Regions from separate parts of the Homo sapiens genome. Here region 1 is linked to region 2. Evidence: chromatin loops called from intact Hi-C (ENCODE). Cell type or tissue: CD4-positive, alpha-beta T cell. All regions are shown on one strand. Links, peaks and the distances in the headings refer to the core of each region. The heading gives the core; the rest is flanking DNA. Region 1 overlaps P2RX4 (purinergic receptor P2X 4). Region 2 overlaps LOC105370032 (a long non-coding RNA gene).

Region 1 (2,909 bases), core at 149-2,648, 96 kb after region 2:
GCGTGTCAGCCTTGAACAGAGGTGGTCAAGGAGTTACACCTGTGTGTTGTGGCTTTTTGTGTGTTTCTGGTGTCTGTATGAAGTCAGGCTGCCCTAGGATGGCTGCTCTCAACCACAAGGCAGCGACCATCAGTGGCAAGATGGGCCACAAGTAGTCTGTCACTCACGAGAAGGGTGCAGGTGACTGACTTCCTTGTATGTTAGGACTCTGTCAGTTGCAAATAACTGACAGGAAACAGTTCTCAGTGCCTTAAGCACATGTGCACAAACACATACACACATACACATGCGTGCACAGCGGGGGGGCAGTGTATTGTCCGGCTGACCAAAAAGATCCAGCGTGGCCAGGAGAATCTCGTGCCAGGCTGAGGCAGAAGAATCTCTTGAACCTGGGAGGAGGAGGTTGCTGAGCTGAGATGGTGCCACTGCACTCCCTCCTGGGCGACAGAGGCCACTGCACTCCTGCCTGGGCGACAGAGTGAGAGACAAAGGACAACACCCTAGTCTCCCTTCCTGGCTCTGCATCCCGCCGTGCCAGCTTCACTCGCAGGACCCACAGCATAGCCCGGGAGGCAGCGCTGCACTTACAGCCCCCCAAGTCTGAGTCTCCCTTTCCAGCTGTCCCTGGAGATTCTAGACCTGTCCATCATCGTATCAATGGCCATATCTCTCAACCCATCTCTGTGGCTGGGGAATGGGTTTTGCTTATCAGCTTGGGCCTGGGTCACATGCCCACCTCTGCAGCTGGGGCTAGAGTCAGACCCACCCAAGTGACATAGGCAAGCATTGGGGAGATATGGCTTCCAAAGGACATTTGGGGTTCTGTTACCAGAAAAGCTGGGAGCAGATGCTGGGAAGAAAACAACGGATGTTTGCTACAGTGTATTTTAAACTAAACTAGACAGGTTCATCCTGGCGCGGTGGCTCATGCTGTAATCCTAACACTTTGGGAGGCTGAGGCAGTCGGATCATCTGAGGCCAGGAGTTCAAGACCAGCCTGGCCAACATGGAGAAACCCCGTCTCCACTAAAAATACAAAAATTAGGGTTAGGGTGGCGCTTGTCTGTAATCCCAGCTACTTGGGAGGCTGAGGTAGGAGAATTGCTTGAACCCGGGAAGTGGAGGTTGCAGTGAGCTGAGATCGCTCTTCTGCACTCTAGCTTGGGCGACAGAGAGAGACTCTGTCTCAAAAAATAAAAATTTAAAAAAATAAATAAATAAAAATTTAAAAATCAACTAAACTAGCCAGGTTCAAGGTTGCTCTAGAATAACATTCTTCGTGGTTGTAATTGGCTGTGCTTCATGGGGTGGAGTCCGGGCAGCGCTCTGAGAAGTGCGTGCAGCCTAGGGCCTTTCTCACCGAGAGCTCAGACCGAGGTCTCCATGAGCCCCGGGGAGCAGGAAGCCACTGAACCTCATCCTGGGTGTGTTGAGACAGAAGGAAAGGCTGAGAACTGCAGATTTAGAGATTGCTAAGGCAAAGGAAGGAGATAGAAAAAGAAAAGGAATCCTAGCATCTTAGAGCTGGAGAGGATCTCACAGAGCTGTGCTCTCCAACACAGGAGACTCTGGCCACGCGTGGCTATTGAAAATTGAAATATGGCTGGGTCCGAAAGGAGATGGGCTGTCCATAGGAAGTGCACTTATCATCAAATTGGATTTTTTTTTTTTTTTTTTGAGACGAAGTCTCGCTCTGTCGCCCAGGCTGGAGTACAGTGGCGTGATCTTGGCTCACCACAACCTCTGCCTCCCGGGTTCAAGTGATTCTCCTGCCTCAGCCTCCTGAGTAGCTGGGATTATAGGCACCCCCCACCACACCTTGCTAATTTTTGTATTTTTAGTAGAGATGCAGGTTTCACCATGTTGGCCAGGCTGGTCTCGAACTCCTGACCTCAGGTTATCCACCTGCCTCAGCCTCCCAAAGTGCTGGGATTATAGGTGTGAGCCACTGCACCCAGCCCGATTCTGTTTATTATTTATTTATTTTTTATTTATTTGTATTTATTTATTTATTTGAGATGGAGTCTCGCTCTGTCGCCCAGGCTGGAGTGCAGTGGCGCCATCTCTGTTCACTGCAAGCTCCGCCTCCTGCGCTCACGCCATTCTCCTGCCTCAGCCTCCCCAGTAGCTGGGACTACAGGCGCCCACCACCACACCCAGCTAATTTTTTTGTATTTTTAGTAGAGAGGGGGTTTCACTGTGTTAGCCAGGATGGTCTCGATCTCCTGACCTCGTGATCCACCTGCCTTGGCCTCCCAAAGTGCTGGGATTGCACGCGTGAGTCACCACGCCCGGCCCTGAATATTTATTATGAAAAAAAGAATGTATAATATCTCATTGATTTTTGTATGTTGGTTACATGTTGAAGTAATATTTTGGGTTACTGTATAAAATTTTACTTGTTTCTTTTACTTTGTAGTGTGGCTATTAGGAAACTTTAAGTTGGAGTGTGGCTTGTAGTTGTGTCTCATAAGATACTTTTTTTTTGACACAGGATCTTGCTCTGTCACCCAGTGCAGTGATAACGATCATGGCTCACTGCAGCTTCGAACTCCTGGACTCAAGTGATCTTCCCGCCTCATCCTCCTGTGTAGCTGGGACCACAGGGGCGCACCACCATGCCCAGCCAACTTATTTTTTGTAGAGACAGGGTCTCACCATGTTGCCCAGGCTGGTCTTGAACTCCTGGGCTCAAGCAACCCACCTGCCTTAGCCTCCCAAAGTGCTGGGATTACAGCGTGAGCCACCACACCTGGCCTCACAATATACTTTTATTGGACATCACTGTTGCAGATCTAATGCGGTGTAAAATGATTTTTAAGTGCACACTGATATAAGAAATAACATTGGCCAGGCACAGTGGCTCATGCCTATAATCCCAGCACTTTGGGAGGCAGAGACGGGTGGAT
Region 2 (2,909 bases), core at 120-2,619:
TCCCGCAACTGGCTAATTTTTTTATTTTTTGTAGAGACAGGGTTTTGCCATGTTGCCCAGGCTGGTCCCAAACTTCTGGGCTCAAGCAATCCTCCTGCTTTGGCCTCTCAAAGTGCTGAGACTACAGGTATGAGCCACCGCACCCGGTCTGCACCTATCTTTGTGTTTAATACGTGACTCCACCCTGTTCCAATAATGTGTCTGTCAGTTCCCTTACTAGAGCTGCTTTAATTACACAGATTTACCATCGCTCTTAATATCTCCGTGGTCACCGGTTTATTTGTGAAGTGTTCACCCCATGGCCTCTGGGGACTCACTGTCTTTCGGCTTTCCTCTCCTCCCTACTCTGCCTCAGCTTAGTCTCCTTGGTGTTGGTGTCCTTCAGGGATCTGTCTTCGGTCCCCCTCCATGTCACTCTACCCTCTCCCTGGGCAGACCCCTGGCTCCACTCTTGCCCCTTCCGCCCATTTTCCATGGTGCAGCTAGAGTGCTCTGACTGAGCTGCAAATGAGACCATGCACACCCGTTTATAAACCCACCTATTGTTCTCAGGGTAAATTCCAGACAGACTCTTTAACACCAGAACATAAGGCTGGACGAGATTCAGGTCCAAGTAGTTTGTTTGGGAGGCGACCCAGGAAGAGGAGTGGGGAAGTGAGACAGGAAAGGGAAGGCAGTCAACACAGGAAGCATTAAAGAGTAGGTCAGGAGGCCGGACGCAGTGGCTCACACCTCTAATCCCAGCCCTTTGGGAGGCTGAGGCGGGCGGATCACCTGAGGTCGGCAGTTCTAGACCAGCTAGGGCAACATAGTGAAACTCCAACTCTACTAAAAATACAAAAATTAGCCGGGAGTGGTGGCACGCGCCTGTAGTCTTAGCTACTAGCGAGGCTGAGGCAGGAGAATCGCTTGAACCCGGGAGGCGGAGGTTGCAGTGAGCCGAGATCGTGCCACTGCACTCCAGCCTGGGCGACAGAGCAAGACACTGGAAATAAATAAAACTAATTAATTAATTAAAGAGCAGGTCACGGCTGTGGGCATCTGGGCTCAGACCCCCTCAGGCCCTCTGGAGACTGCCTAGACTTGTCTCAGAGTTGTCCCACCTGGGGGAGGAACGGGTATTTAACCAGCAGTCCCTCAGCCTTGGAGCCTCTATTCTCTGAGAGTCACATTCTCATTCTCTCTCTCCCTCTCTCTCTCTCTCTTCCCACCCCCCTTCTCTCTCTCTCTCTCTCCCGCCATCTTCCTTTCTTTCCTCCCTCCCTTCTCCCCCAACGGAGGTTGGCCCTTGACGCCCTGTGTGATTATGGCCCCGCCCACAGCCATAGCTGATTGGACCAGGGATAAAGAATTAGGCCAATCAGATTCATTCCCCTTGAGTTCTGGAACTGGGCAGGGGATCTGGGCTTGCATTTGAACTGTGGAACCTAACTTGGAGAGCATTGCTGAACCACGTGCCCTGGGAGAAACAGAGGAAGCCAGTGTTTAGAGAGACTCGCAATGGGCACACAGAGACAAACAGAGGCGGGCTTCAGACAAACTGAAAGAGCAACCTCAGCACAGGACAGTTTGGTTTCTGATTCTATTAATAGGTTCTCATGAGGTTGGGCACATTTCCTGCACTTGCAGTCTGTGAGATAAGTGTTTCCTCAAAAAAAAAAACTCCCTTTTCTGCTGAAGAATGTCACTTGATTTTCTGTAAATTGTAAACACACCCACACACTCACAAGACTAAGAAATCCACCGTTCAATCCCCAATTTTTTTTTTTTTGGTAACTTTATATTCCTTCCATCACGAGGTCAGAACATTTCATTGCTGCTGTGAGACTCTCCAGAGTTCTCATTAAAGAGTTCAAGACAATGGCTGTTCCGTTAGCCTCGATCTCTGAGTGATTACAGAGAGCTGAGCCATCTGGGAGACCCATGATGGACATATAGTGTGAGTGAGAATTAATTCATCACTGCTATAAGCCATGAGACACTGAGAGTGCTTTGTTATTGCAGCATAACCTGTCCTATCCTGATAGAATCATAAGAAGTGCTGAGAGACAATTTGCTGGAACTGATATTTACAGGGAGAAGAGAGCCAGAGAAAGATAAGACAAAGATTGGATGCAGTGGCTTATGCCTGTAACCCCAGCACTTTGGAAGGCTGAGTCAGGAGGATCACTTGAAGCCAGGAGTTCGAGACCAGCCTGGGCAGCATAGCAAGACCCTATCTCTACAAAATTAAAAAAAAAATTAACGAGGCTTGGTGGCATGTGCCTGTGGTCCCAGCTACTCAGGAGGCTGTGGTAGGGGGATCACTGGAGCCCAGAAGTTTGAAGCTGCAGTGAGCCATGATTGCGCCACTGCACTCCAGCCTGGACGACAGAGCAAGACCCAGTCTCTAAAATAAATTAATTAAATTAATTTTTTAAAAAGAAAGATAAGATAAAGAGTCATAGAAGTACAAATGAGAAACCAGGAGAACATGGGACCCAGGAAAGTCATGGAAACCAAGGGAAAATACTGGTCCAAGATGCAGAAAGTAGCCAGTGATGTTGAATGCATCCAAGAGATCAAGTAACATAAGGAATAAAATATATCCACCCAGTCTGGCAACTGAGAAGTCTTTGGTAACCTCTTTGAGAACAGAATCCATGGAGTGGAGGAGGTAGCAGTGATGAAATAGCGGACAAGGGCTGAAGGAGTGGAGAGGGGAGAGCATGAGGGACCAGTGCAAGAGTGCAGCAGAAAGACAACAAACAGGCCGGGTGTAGTGGCTCACGCCTGTAATCCCAACACTTTGGTAGGCTAAGGCGGGCAGATCGCTTGTGACCAGGAGTTCGAGACCAACCTAGCCAACATGGTGAAACCCCATCTCTACTAAAAACACAAAAATCAGCTGAGCGTGCGCATGGCTGTAA

What was found. Hi-C counts contacts between places; a loop is a spot of excess contacts. Peaks named below come from ENCODE experiments on the same cell type or tissue, not always from the same donor. Only the 100,000 strongest peaks of a DNase experiment are listed, where the experiment ranks them.
Region 1: it touches region 2 in a loop (2.0-fold over the local background); 31 of 110 quality-filtered maps call a loop at or near these places.

What each region holds. Positions count from the first base shown.
Region 1 is chr12:121,223,414-121,226,322 of GRCh38, forward strand. All of the region lies in intron 5 of P2RX4 (purinergic receptor P2X 4), which reads left to right. Among named protein-coding and RNA genes, the nearest start is that of P2RX4, 15 kb to the left of the region's middle. RefSeq lists an enhancer at 1-484. In CD4-positive, alpha-beta T cell, for the core only: no CTCF peak of the experiment used is centred there; DNase peaks (open chromatin) are centred at 418 and 1,378; H3K27ac peaks cover 2,072 bases.
Region 2 is chr12:121,127,771-121,130,679 of GRCh38, forward strand. The region is part of intron 2 of LOC105370032 (a long non-coding RNA gene); the gene reads right to left. Among named protein-coding and RNA genes, the nearest start is that of P2RX7, 3.7 kb to the right of the region's middle. RefSeq lists an enhancer at 1,216-1,510. In CD4-positive, alpha-beta T cell, for the core only: no CTCF peak of the experiment used is centred there; a DNase peak (open chromatin) is centred at 1,421; H3K4me3 peaks cover 1,248 bases; H3K27ac peaks cover 1,327 bases.